Linked DNA regions of Homo sapiens: region 1 is linked to region 2. Evidence: chromatin loops called from intact Hi-C (ENCODE). Cell type or tissue: Caco-2. All regions are shown on one strand. Each heading gives the region's core, and the rest is flanking DNA. Links, peaks and the distances in the headings are about the cores only.

What was found. Hi-C counts contacts between places; a loop is a spot of excess contacts. Peaks named below come from ENCODE experiments on the same cell type or tissue, not always from the same donor. Only the 100,000 strongest peaks of a DNase experiment are listed, where the experiment ranks them.
Region 1: it touches region 2 in a loop (2.9-fold over the local background); 2 of 110 quality-filtered maps call a loop at or near these places.

Annotation. Positions count from the first base shown.
Region 1 is chr1:218,358,308-218,364,285 of GRCh38, forward strand. All of the region lies in intron 1 of TGFB2 (transforming growth factor beta 2), which reads left to right. Among named protein-coding and RNA genes, the nearest start is that of TGFB2-AS1, 16 kb to the left of the region's middle. In Caco-2, for the core only: a CTCF peak has its summit at 3,222; no DNase peak of the experiment used is centred there.
Region 2 is chr1:219,307,165-219,313,142 of GRCh38, forward strand. It overlaps a transcript of LYPLAL1 not described here. Among named protein-coding and RNA genes, the nearest start is that of LYPLAL1, 140 kb to the left of the region's middle. In Caco-2, for the core only: no CTCF peak of the experiment used is centred there; a DNase peak (open chromatin) is centred at 3,287.

The DNA of each region.
Region 1 (5,978 bases), core at 536-5,535, 950 kb before region 2:
TTTTGGATTCATTTCAGTGTTGGTAATGTCAGTGCTTCTTAGACCAAGTTTATCAGGGATTTTTCTGTTTACACCAGATGTAGCAGTAACTTTGTCATTTCTTCTATTTTGATTTTTTTAAAATATGATCATTTATTCCCCTATCTATTGGCTTAATCTCATTTTCACTTATTTTCACTTTTGCTTTGACATCTTATGGCAATATGACTGCAGTTGTTTCTACTTCCTTTATAGTGAACTCTTTTTTTTTTTTTTTTTTGAGACAGAGTCTCGCTCCGTCACCTAGGCTGGAGTGCAGTGGTGCGATTTCAGCTCACTGCAAGCTCTGCCTCCGGGGTTCATGCCATTCTTCTGCCTCAGCCTCCCGAGTAGCTGGGACTACAGGCACCCCCCACCATGCCCAGCTAATTTTTTTTAGTAGAGACGGGGTTTCACCGTGTTAGCCAGGATGGTCTCAGTCTCCTGACCTCATGATCTGCCTGCCTTGGCCTCCCAAAGTGCTGGGATTACAGTCGTGAGCCACCGCACCCAGCAGTGAACTCTTGTAATAAAACTGCTGGCTTAGAAACTCCAGAAAAGTGTGAATGACTTATTCTGATTCTACTTTAGACAGATAAAGAAACAATCACAGATGGAGGACTTTTCTGTGCAAAGGATGGGTGGTTTGGTCAAGGAACGGTCCCCCCAGAGGTCAGTCAGGGCTTTCTGTGGGGAAAATGTTTCTACATTCAAGTTCATCCTTGGCATTTTGGGCTCTGCAGGTTAACGAGAGGGAGACAGAGGAAGGAGTGCACCAAACCTCTGACTCCTACCTGGAAGTAGCCAAGCAGAAGCAAAGCTGAATAATAGCCATGACCTCAGGCTCTGAAGCAGGAGGTTCCACCTTCAGATGGATCTGTTAAACTTCACCACCCTGGGTTTCTTGTACCTGTCTTCACTGTTTTCTGTCTGAGATATCTTGAGGCATTTTTAAAACATTAAGTTGTTTTGGATAGTAATTTAGTCACTCATTTGTATCTCTTCATAGTATTAAGCCTTAGGTTATTATGTGTGTTAACTAAAATCACTGATCGGATCTCTAAACTAAGTCCTGAACTGCCATGATTCCACCTACTAAACTTACACTTTTCTTCTACGTAGAATGAGGTGACCGGTGCTAGTTTGTCCTGGAGAGAGAGGTATTTCAGAAGAATTCCACTGTCAGAAAATATCACCATCAATAATGAAACTATGTGTGTAAAGTCATGTCTAATTTTATTAACTGTTTGTCACAAGTACTCAGATTATAGAAAGAGGGTCTTGATCTAAGCTGACCCTGAATTGTTATACATTTGGATCAGTTTTCCCTTTCTTGCTGAGAATTCTCTAAGAAGAGTAGAAACTCATTGTAGTTCAGTGTTGGGAGGAATGATTGTACCCACTTACAGAGTTGCTATATCACAAGAGAGATGCATTGTTTGTTTGTGTGGAGAGGCTGGAGGGATTAGGGCAGGAGCTTATTTGATAGGGAGTTTAGTTGTACATTTGTAAGACATCTAATTTTACTTAAGATATCATTGCAGTAAGAATGGCTTTATCTCTATCCTATAGACCCTCACAGTAGACAAAACCACTACCTACTCAGAACAAATAGCCCTTATGAGGGAATAATTTTTCCTTGATTCACCTGATTGGATTGTTTTGAGGTCAAATGAGGTTCTGTAAAAGGCCTTGCTAACCTGTAAGGCATAATAACCTGTACCAGGGTTCTCAAATTTTACCATGCAAAATAATTACTGATGTACCTTTATAAATGTAGATTCCCAAGCCTTTGTCAGCCACTCCAATTCAGATTATAATTCAGTTCGTTTTAAGATGGGCTCCAGAAACCTGCATCTTGATAAGGCGGCCAGGTGATCCTTGTGCAGATAGTTCAGAAACATACTCTGGAAACACTGTGTATTTTTGTTTTGTTGCTTTATTTCTTAGCTGTGTCATTGCAGGCAAAAATAAACCCCAACATTGTTACAGTTAATTAACTTCCTAGTCATTTAATTACTTTGTAAATTACCCATGCGAAGTTTTAATTCTAGGACTGTTTCTATTTTATGACTTGTGTTACCCATAGTCCCCCATCATAAATTAGTGAGTGCCTGCGTTCTTCTAAAAATATCAGGTTTCTCACATGCACGTAGTGAGGGGAACAACACACACTGGGGTCTGTCAGTGGGGATGGGGTAGGGAGAGCATCAGGATTCATTGCTAATGCATGCAGGGCTTGATACCTAGGTGATGGGGTTGATAGGTGCAGCAAACCACCATGGCACACGTTTACCTGTGTCACAAACCTGCACATCCTGCACATGTATCCCGGAACTTAAAATAAAATAAAATAAAATTTAAAATAAAAAAAGTTATGTTTGTAAGACTATAAATGCCTCAGATTTTGAGAATTCTTTACATTTCTTTGTTACAAAGCCTTTTCGCATATATCCAAAGCCTCACTGTTCTAAACAGAGTGTATCCATACCTCAGTGCTGCTTCAATGATGTAGATGATTGAAAACTGATTTTTTTTCCTTTTTCTGAGACAGAGTCTCACTGTGTCACCCAGGCTGGAGTGCAGTGGTGTGATCTCAGTTTACTGCAACCTCCGCCTCCTGGGTTCAAGCGATTCTTCTACCTTAGTCTCCTGAGTAACTGGGACTACAGGCACGTGGCACCACACCCAGTTCATTTTTGTATTTTTAGTAGAGACGGAGTTTCACCATATTGGCCAGGCTGGTCTCAAACTCCTGACCTCGTGGTCTGCCTGCCTCGGCCTCCCAAAGTGTTGGGATTATAGGCGTGAGCCACCGCGCCCGGCCTGAAAACTGATTATTTTAAAACTAAGGTTTGCTTTCTGTAGACTGAACAATCATTAGCATCCTTACATCTCTATCTCATTCATGGTCTTAACTTCTAAGGCATTGGATCAGCACCAGAGCTCCCTGTCCTCCTGCCTTACTTAAAAACAAAAAAGAAAGAAAGGAAAGAAAAGAAGGGATTTTAATGCTGTTTTATAGCAGAGTGAAAGTAAACCAAAGGTGCATACTTGAGAACTGCAGGCTGGAAATTGCAAGTGACAATAATTACCTCATCTTATTCCCACACAGACTTCCTATGACCTGGGTGACCTTGGGATCTGAATTCTGTTTAATAGAATTGTCCCTCTTCTGCACCACGGCGTACACTGGCCTGAAGAAGGTGCTGTTTCCCAGGAAAAGCACTTAAATCCCCCCAAGAAATGCATAGGGCCATAGTTTGAAGAAAAAGTATTGCTAACCAAGTGACTTACTCTGCATATTCTACCTTTCTCTGGTTGTATTCTTTGAGATTTTTATTTAAGATAACTTTCAGCATCTCTTTTTAAAGGTCAGATACGAATGAGAAAACTTTGTCTGACTTGTTAATCTTGTGACAAACCGTTTATATCCAGTGTAGCTTCCTGTCTTTGCTGACTGGTTATTTGAGGGAATTTTCTTCCTGTAAGACTGTGGAGAAGCCTCTAAAAATAAACAGCATGGTTTCTTATTGGTGGGAACATATGTGAGCAGATGTCAGCTGGAAGCAGCATATGGTGGCAACATGATAGCAGTATGTGCTTATAGAATCCCCGCTGTTGGGTCTTCGTCTTCCATGCCACACTGGCCAGTCAGAGCCCCATATCTCAGTTAAAGAGTGTTCCGCCTAGAAGGTGTAATCCACACATTTGTGAAAAATCTGCCACTGGGATCTTGATAGTGGGCTGAATATTGGACATGGTAAGTTCCAGAGTATGGAAAAAGTCTTTGTTATCCATTTAAAAATCAAGTGATAAGAGGCACACATATGGCAAAAATAAAAAATAAATCAAGAGAAGAGTCCACAAAGCCTTTGTCTTGTGTTGAAAGAAGTTTTCAAGTCAGGTCTGAATAGTGGCAGTGTTACTTCTAGAAGACGTGCTCTATAAACATGGAAGGTGCATGGACTCCCAGTGTATGAAAGGAGCCAGGAAAGAATGATATTCATGCCAGGCCCTAATAGGCAGTCAGGGCTTCTTTTGTCACACAAGTTAGACAACTGCTCATATTCCTTGACCACCTTTTGTCTGTCAGTCTGTTTTAAATATATCATCTCATTTCAATTTTATAAAAACCCTCAGAGGCAGGGTTACGTCTGCCTCATCTTACAGACTTCTCCATGGATTCACAGGAAATCAGTGACAGAACAGGGGTTTGAATTAACATCTTCTTCTGCAAAAATTCTATATTTTTATTGACCTTACCACCAATGGAAAAAGTTTTGAACACTCAGCAATATTTCCTCTTCAATTTGAGATATTTTGTGGGGGAGGGGGTGTGCTTTCTTTTCTAAGAATATGGTGGGCAAAATACAAATTGGGTTGCTGTTACTTTAAAGAAAGTGAAGTTCAAATTTTCCAGATGTAATAACTATTGTGGAAGATGCGTTTAGTCCATTTCAGAGAGCTCTAGCTTTTTAAACTGTAGGTAAGTAGCCCCAAACCAATATTCACTTGTATTTTTGACTCATTCAAGAAGGAGTTTTCACATGCGGGTTAGAAATGATGACAGGTGGTTTTAAGAACACTGAAATCTAGGCCAGCCAAATGAAAACCAAAGTTTTATTCTTAATCGGTAGACTGTCTTTTGTCAAAGGAGGTCAAAGCCTTTCTTATTCATCTTTAATATAAATCAAGGTATTTATTTTACCGTTTCAGTATGTAAATTGTACTCTGTTATTTTAACATTAGAACGTGCTAAAGGGAAAACTGAATTCAGGAGTCTGACTGCTGGTTAAGGGATGCCAGAAGATCTGGGACTAAAATCTGGAATCCTCCTTAGATCCTCAGTGTCTAATCCCCTGGCCCCAGGTAGCAGGGACCTTATTTCTGGGGAAATGATAAGAACATTCAATGAGTCCCTCTTCTACTTTGAATCTTTGTATAGTTCTGTGCCAGGCATCTCTTCAGTAAAATAGCTAATGACTGTGCTTTTTAAAACTCCTAGCTGTCTGCCCAGTTGTTACAACACCCTCTGGCTCAGTGGGCAGCTTGTGCTCCAGACAGTCCCAGGTGCTCTGTGGGTACCTTGGTGAGTACACTTGTCTGCTTTATTCCTCGTTTGACATAGTTATATCAAATCCATCTTTAGTGTTTGTCTCCTGTGGGGAACTTGCCAGAGGCAAGATGAGATTCTGAAATGCAGCCTTGTACCTGAGCGATCACAAAGGTGCCTAGAATTTTTTTTAGTAAGAGTTTACATGAGAAAAACTGATGAATAGCTTTGAAGTAATGCAATGACTATATTGCAGCATGTAAAAGAATGACTTGTGGGGATGAGATATGTGTTTTAGGGGTCACAGAGTGATTTGACATACACCTTTCCTGATCCCCATGGAGGCCACTCTCTGGAGGGTTGGACAGCATGGCCTGAATGTCAAGGGAATGTTCCTTTTTATATCTTTATTTGTATCTATGTTCTTGTTCTTGACACATAGTAGTTGCTCAATTAATGTTTCTTGTCCTGAACCAAAGTGAAAGGAGATTTTCTCTCCTTTAAGGTTCTAGAGCAAGCTTGTCCAACCCTCGGCCTGCATGCAGTCCAGGATGGCCTTGAATGCGGCCCAATGTAAATTTGTAAATTTTCTTAAAAAATTATGAGATTTTTTTTTGCAATATTTTTAAAGCTTATCAGCTATCGTTAGTGTTAGTCTATTTTATGTGTGGCCCAAGACAATTCTTGTTTTTCCAGTGAGGCCCAGGGAAGCTGAAAGATTGGACGCCCCTGCTCTAGAGGGAGACCTGTCGGGGAGTTATGCTGCTGATTATTTGTGACCTTTGTATTGACATGTCTCGTTTGCTTAAGGAAATGGATCGTCATGGGTCAGGCCCTCAGCCAACTGGACCTGTGAGCTTGCCACTTGCTCAAACCACTTAGCCCTGACCCTCGGAGCAGGTGC
Region 2 (5,978 bases), core at 668-5,667:
AAAACTAGCTGGTCACAAATTCATTTCTTCTTTCTACTTAGAATGCAGCTTGACTGCGTTTCCCGACTGTCTTGCTTGTGACTGAGTCTTCACATATACCCCTTTTAGGTGTGGCTTATAACGATCTCCCACACAAGATTTCACACTCTTTTCTGTTCAGTGGTGACATTAGCCATGAATTGAAGATGGTGGAATGTGAGATGGTTTCTTCCAAACCCAAGTCCCTGCATCAACTAGAAGAGAGCTGATTAGGAATACTCATTTTGGATTTTATAGGACCAAAAAATAAATTTGCATTTTGTTAAGCCACTGAGATATGGGTAGTGTGGCTATTTTGTAACCTTAGTTGTTGATGGCTGAAATTGCCTAATTAATAAGCAGCATCATTAGAATTAGAGCAAAGTTGAGAACATTAGAGGACAAGATACATGTCAATAACATCTGATTTCATTGTTAATATTTGATATGGTTTGGCTCTGTGTCCCCACCCAAATCTCATCCTGAATTGTACTCCTATAATCCCCAAGTGTTGTGGGAGGGACACAATGGGAGATAGTTTGAATCATGGAGGCAGTTTTCCCCATACTCTTCTCATGGTAGTGAACAAGTCTCATGAGATCTGATGGTTTTATCAGCGGTTTCTGCTTTTGCTTCCTCCTTATTTTTTCTTGCCGCCGCCATGTAAGAAGTGCCTTTCACCTCCCACAATGATTCTGAGGCTCCCCAGCCATATGGAACTGTAAGTCCAATTAAACCTTTTTTCTTCCCAGTCTTGGGTATGTCTTTATCAGCAGCATGAAATCAGACAGGAAAATGTGAGAAAGTTTGGAACTTCCTAGAGACTTGTTGAATGGCTTTGACAAAAATACTGATAATGATATGGACAATGAAATCCAGGCTGAGGTGGTCTCAGATGGATATGAGGAACTTGTTGTGAACTGGAGCAAAGGTGATTCTTGTTATGTTTAATGAAGAGACTGGTGGCATTTGGCCCCTGCCCTAGAGATTTATGGAACTTTGAACTTGAGAGAGATGATTTAGGGTATCTAGTGGAAGAAATTTCTAAGCAGCAAAGCATTCAAGAGGTGACTTGGGTGCTGTTAAAGGCATTCAGTTTTAAAAGGGAAGCATAATATAAAAGTTTGGAAAATTTGCAGCCTGACAATGTGATAGAAAAGAAAATCCCATTTTATGAGAAGAAATTCAAGCTGGCTCCAGATATTTGCATAAGTAATGAGGAGCTGAATTTTAATCCCCAAGATAATGGGAAAAATGTCTCAGAGCATGTCAGAGACCTTTGCAACAGCCTCTCCCATCACAGACCCAGAGGTCTAGGAGGAAATAATGGTCTTGTTGGCAGGGCCGAGGGCCCCCATGCTGTGTGCAGTCTAGGGACTTGGTGCCCTGTGTCTCAGCTGCTCCAGCCATGGCTGGAAGGCGCCAACGTAGAGCTCGGTTTGAGGCTTCAGAGGGTGCAAGCCTCAAGCCATGGCAGCTTCCACATGATTTTGAGCCTGCAGGTGAACAGAAGTCAAGAATTGGGTTTTGGGAACCTTTGCCTAGATTTCAGAAGATGTATGGAAACACCTGGATGCCCAGGCAGAAGTTTGCTGCAGGAGTAGGGCTCTCACAGAGAACCTCTGCTAGAGCAGTACAGAAGGGAAATGAGGGGTTGGAGCCCCCACACAGAGTCCCTGCTGGGGCACTGCCTAGTAGAGCTGTGAGAAGAGAGCCAGCGTTCTCCAGACCCCAGAATGGTTGGTCTACCTGCAGCTTGCACTGCACACCTGGGAAAGCTGCAGATACTCAACATCAGCCTGTGAAACCAGCCAGGAGGGAGGCTACACGCTGCAAAGCCACAGGGGCGGAATTGCCCAAGACCATGGGAACCCACCTCTTGCATCAGCTGACCTGGATGTGAGACCTGGAGTCAAGGGCGATCATTTTGGAGCTTTCAAATTTGACTGCCCCACTGGATTTGAGACTTGCATGAGCCTTGCATGAGACTTTCATGAGCCCTTTGTTTTGCAAAACCCCTTTGTTATGGCCAGTTTCTCCCATCTGGAATGGCTGTATTTACCCAATACCTGTGTACCCCCATTGTATCTAGGAAGTAACTAGCTTGCTTTCCATTTTACAGGCTAGTAGGCAGAAGGGATTTGCCTTGTCTCTGATGAGACTTTGGACTGTGGACTTTTGGGTCAATGCTGAAATGAGTTAAGACTTTGGGGGACTGTTGGGAAGGCATAATTGGTTTTGAAATGTGAGGACATGAGATTTGGTGGGGCTGGGGCTGAATGATATGCTTTGTCTCTGTGTCCCCACCCATATCTCATCTTGAACTGTACTCCCATAATTCCCATGTGTTGTGGGAGGAACCCGGGGGAGAAAATTTGAATCATGGAGGAGGTGTCCCCCATACTCTTCTCGTGGTTGTGAATAAATCTCATGAGATCTGATGATTTCATCAGGGGTTTCTGCTTTTGCATCTTCCTCATTTTCTGTCGCCTTCACCATGTAAGAAATGCCTTTTGCCTTCTGCCATGATTCTGAGGCCTCCCCAGCCATGTGGAACTGTAAGTTCAATTAAACCTCTTTTTCTTCCCAGTCTCAGGTATGTCTTTATCAGCAGCATGAAAATGGACTAATACAATATTCATCTCAAGACACAGGACTTATATCTTAGCTTGTTAGAACCCAGTTACTACCATGTGTTGTCATGTCAGTGACTAGAAGTCACAGAAACCAAAATGGTAAGTGAGTTGGAATCCCAGTCTTAGTTTTGATCTACTTAAGTTGCCCTCATTGACACTGAACTGGTTACATTTCTTATTTAATGAAGATAAAATTTAGCATTTAAAAGGTAGTGATAGTGTGCTCTCTGGGAAATAATATTATTAGGGGTTGGAAGATCTGAGACTGAGCCTCAGCTTTGCTATTTACTGATGGAGTGAACACTCCAAGTCTGTTACCTCATCTATAAACCAAAGTGAGATTATAACACTCCTCCCTGTGTTGTTGAGAAGATCAAAGTGACACACACTGAAAGGGAGGGAATGTTTTTGACTGTTTTCAAGGTACAAAAACATTGTACCTATTTATGGGGGTGATGAATAATAAATCCAATAGTTTTTACTCCCTCATTTTCTCACATGCAGTCAGCCCTGCCTGCTCCCTATCTGAGGTCCCCATGGCTTTCCAAGAACCTGGGAACCTTAACTCACAAGAGCCCAGATTGGAATTTGTGGGTTTGAATAGCTGATTTGAGTTGGAAGACATGCCATAAGCAAGCACTCAAGTGTCCTGAAAGCAGGAACAAACAGATCAAAAGATCAAGGCCTGTGAGTAAAATAAACAAAATGGGAACGCTTTGAGGATGGTTGGAGCCTGCCCTTATCTCACTTTGTCTAAGCTTGGACTTCAAAGCACATTTTGTGACTCAGATCAACTAAAAGCAAAGGCCATGCTATGAATTATAGAGTAGGGGGGAAATGAAATAATGGCAGTCTTGAGAAAAAAGTGAAGTGAAATAAAATTTGTCTTCATGATTTTCATTTTTTCATGAGTGTATATCCCTTACCCCTATGGGAAAAACGAACAATACATGTAGGAAACTGGTTAAGAAAATGGATTTTGCTGCCAGAAAATCCTGAATTAGCATCTCAGTTCAACTACATGTTCTCTATCTTCTCTTGGAAAATTTAACTCTTAGTAGCCTCCAATTCCTTGGTAAAGTGAAAATAGTTCCACTGTCTAAGGATTGCTGAGAAGTAAGAAAAGTGTTGATGAAGGTGAAGCATTTAGCACAGTTCCTGGCTCATAGGGAGAGAGATTAAATATTCACTTTCATTGTCTTTGGCTTATCCATTCTATCATTTTGGTTTATCCATTCTACATTACCCACCCTGTAGTCTTATTCATCATATAAAATTATTGCAGAAAATGTTTTTTCCTTAGTTATCTAGTCTAAGAGTTTTTTTTTTTTTTCTTTCTCCCTGAGTCTGGACATGGAGTTTGTGCTTAACCACAACCTTTATCTTTCAGTCATGGAATGGAAAATAGGAAGTGAGAAATGCAATATATGTTCTTGAAGTTTAAAAATTGTGAGATGCAGCAATATCACCTGAAAAATGGTGAAGTGTGAACATGCATGGACTGTGTTGGATGCTGTAATCTACAGATTCCTGATTAGCAATCAATCTACTTTTCTGGAATGACATTTGTCAGCAGTATGAACATATTTGCTTGGAACTATGGAACAAATATTCTTGGTAGGAACAATATCAGCATTATTCCCCCCATACCAACACCAATCCCAATCTTTGATGTCATTTACACGTTGGCTTGCCTTCCCTTCTATGTTGTAGGTGTTTTTTTTTTTTTTAAGGTGGACACCATGTCTTTTTCATCTTTCTATCATTCTCTTTTCACAACCTAGCATGGTGTTTTGGATATAGTAGTTCCCTAATACAGATTTTAAACAAGATAAAAGGCTTAAATACATTTAATCTTTCTCATAGTTAAAGAAATGCATCATGATTATACCACCAGGACATCAGATATTAATGGTGAGAATTTGAATATACGCATAATCCAACAAACATTTCTTAAGCACTGATTTTGTACCTGGTGCTGTGCATTTTTTCTTTTCTATATTTCATGTAACTTTCTATTAAAATAGTGTTGGCTAAATACATAGAATGCTTTTAATAACAGGTTTCCTGCTGCTAACCAATAAAAATTTTTCACCAATAATATTTTGAATTCTATACATTAAAAATATATATTGTGTGATCCAGGAAACCCGTTGGAAGGTTACAGTGGAATCTTCTTATTTTTGTTTGAATTACTCTAATCATTCTGCTTTCTGAGCACTTGCCAAGCTGCTGTAAAAGGAAGAAGCTTGTGATGTGAAAGGAAAGAGGAAGAATGAATGCTGGTGCATTGGACAGTTTGGGAAAGGTGCTTTCCCAAGTTTGGTGCCTTGGGAAGTTGAGGAGAAGGACATATTGCAGGAGGAAGGAGGGCACTGGACTTCTGAGGAGAGCTGGGCAAGTGAGGGCTGCAGAGAGGTGGGAGAGGGTCAGGGGCTGTAGAGGAATGAGTGAGAGGACAGCTTGGATAAACTTCACTTTGAAATTTTGCCAGGGACCTCAAGTATTCCTTTCCCTGTTTCTTTAGATCAAGCACACCCTTTGTCCTAGGCTCTTTGTGCCTCCTTTCCTCCTCTCCCTCAAAACAAAACCAAAACACACATATCACATCATTTTTGGAGTTGAGGAGGTCTCAGTGAAGGCTGTGTCCAATGAGCAGCTGCATGAGGATACAGGCAGACCCCTGGGGAAACCACGCCAGGGAGCCCTTGGGGCTGGGAGTGCCCAGTAGAACCTGAGTATGGGAGAAAGATTTTCTTGGGGCACAGTTCATCGGCACAGCTTCAAGAGTACTATCATGAAAGAGAAGGCAACTAGGGGCTCTCTACCTCTTTCTTCTAAAGCATTTTTGTGGGCACCTTGTCTGTTTTTTCAGTGCTCCTCGGGATTTTTGTCCCAAATCTAACAACAGTCAAAGCATATGACTTCAGGTGGTATTGGGCTGAATTTGTACCTGAAGGCGATAGGCTGCGTTAGAGAAGGTAGCAGTTCCTCTTCTCCTGGTCTATTGGTGGGCCCTCCAGAGATGTAGAGAGGAAGCACTGAAGTGACAGCTTACTAACCAGAAGTCTTATCACTGTGACTACAACTACCGATAATAGTCCTTACAATGATTATGAATGATGATACTAATAATACAGTCACACTTCAATGATTCCTGTCTTCTAACATCTCTTTTTCTGTTTAGTATTATAGGTTATAGTATTGTAGGTTATTGTGACTATGCCTTATCTTGCCTGCCTATCTGTAAGTTTTTGGAAGGCAGATCTCGTTGTTCTGTCTCTTCATGTTTATAATCCTTTATATCATCCAGTGTAGAGCCAT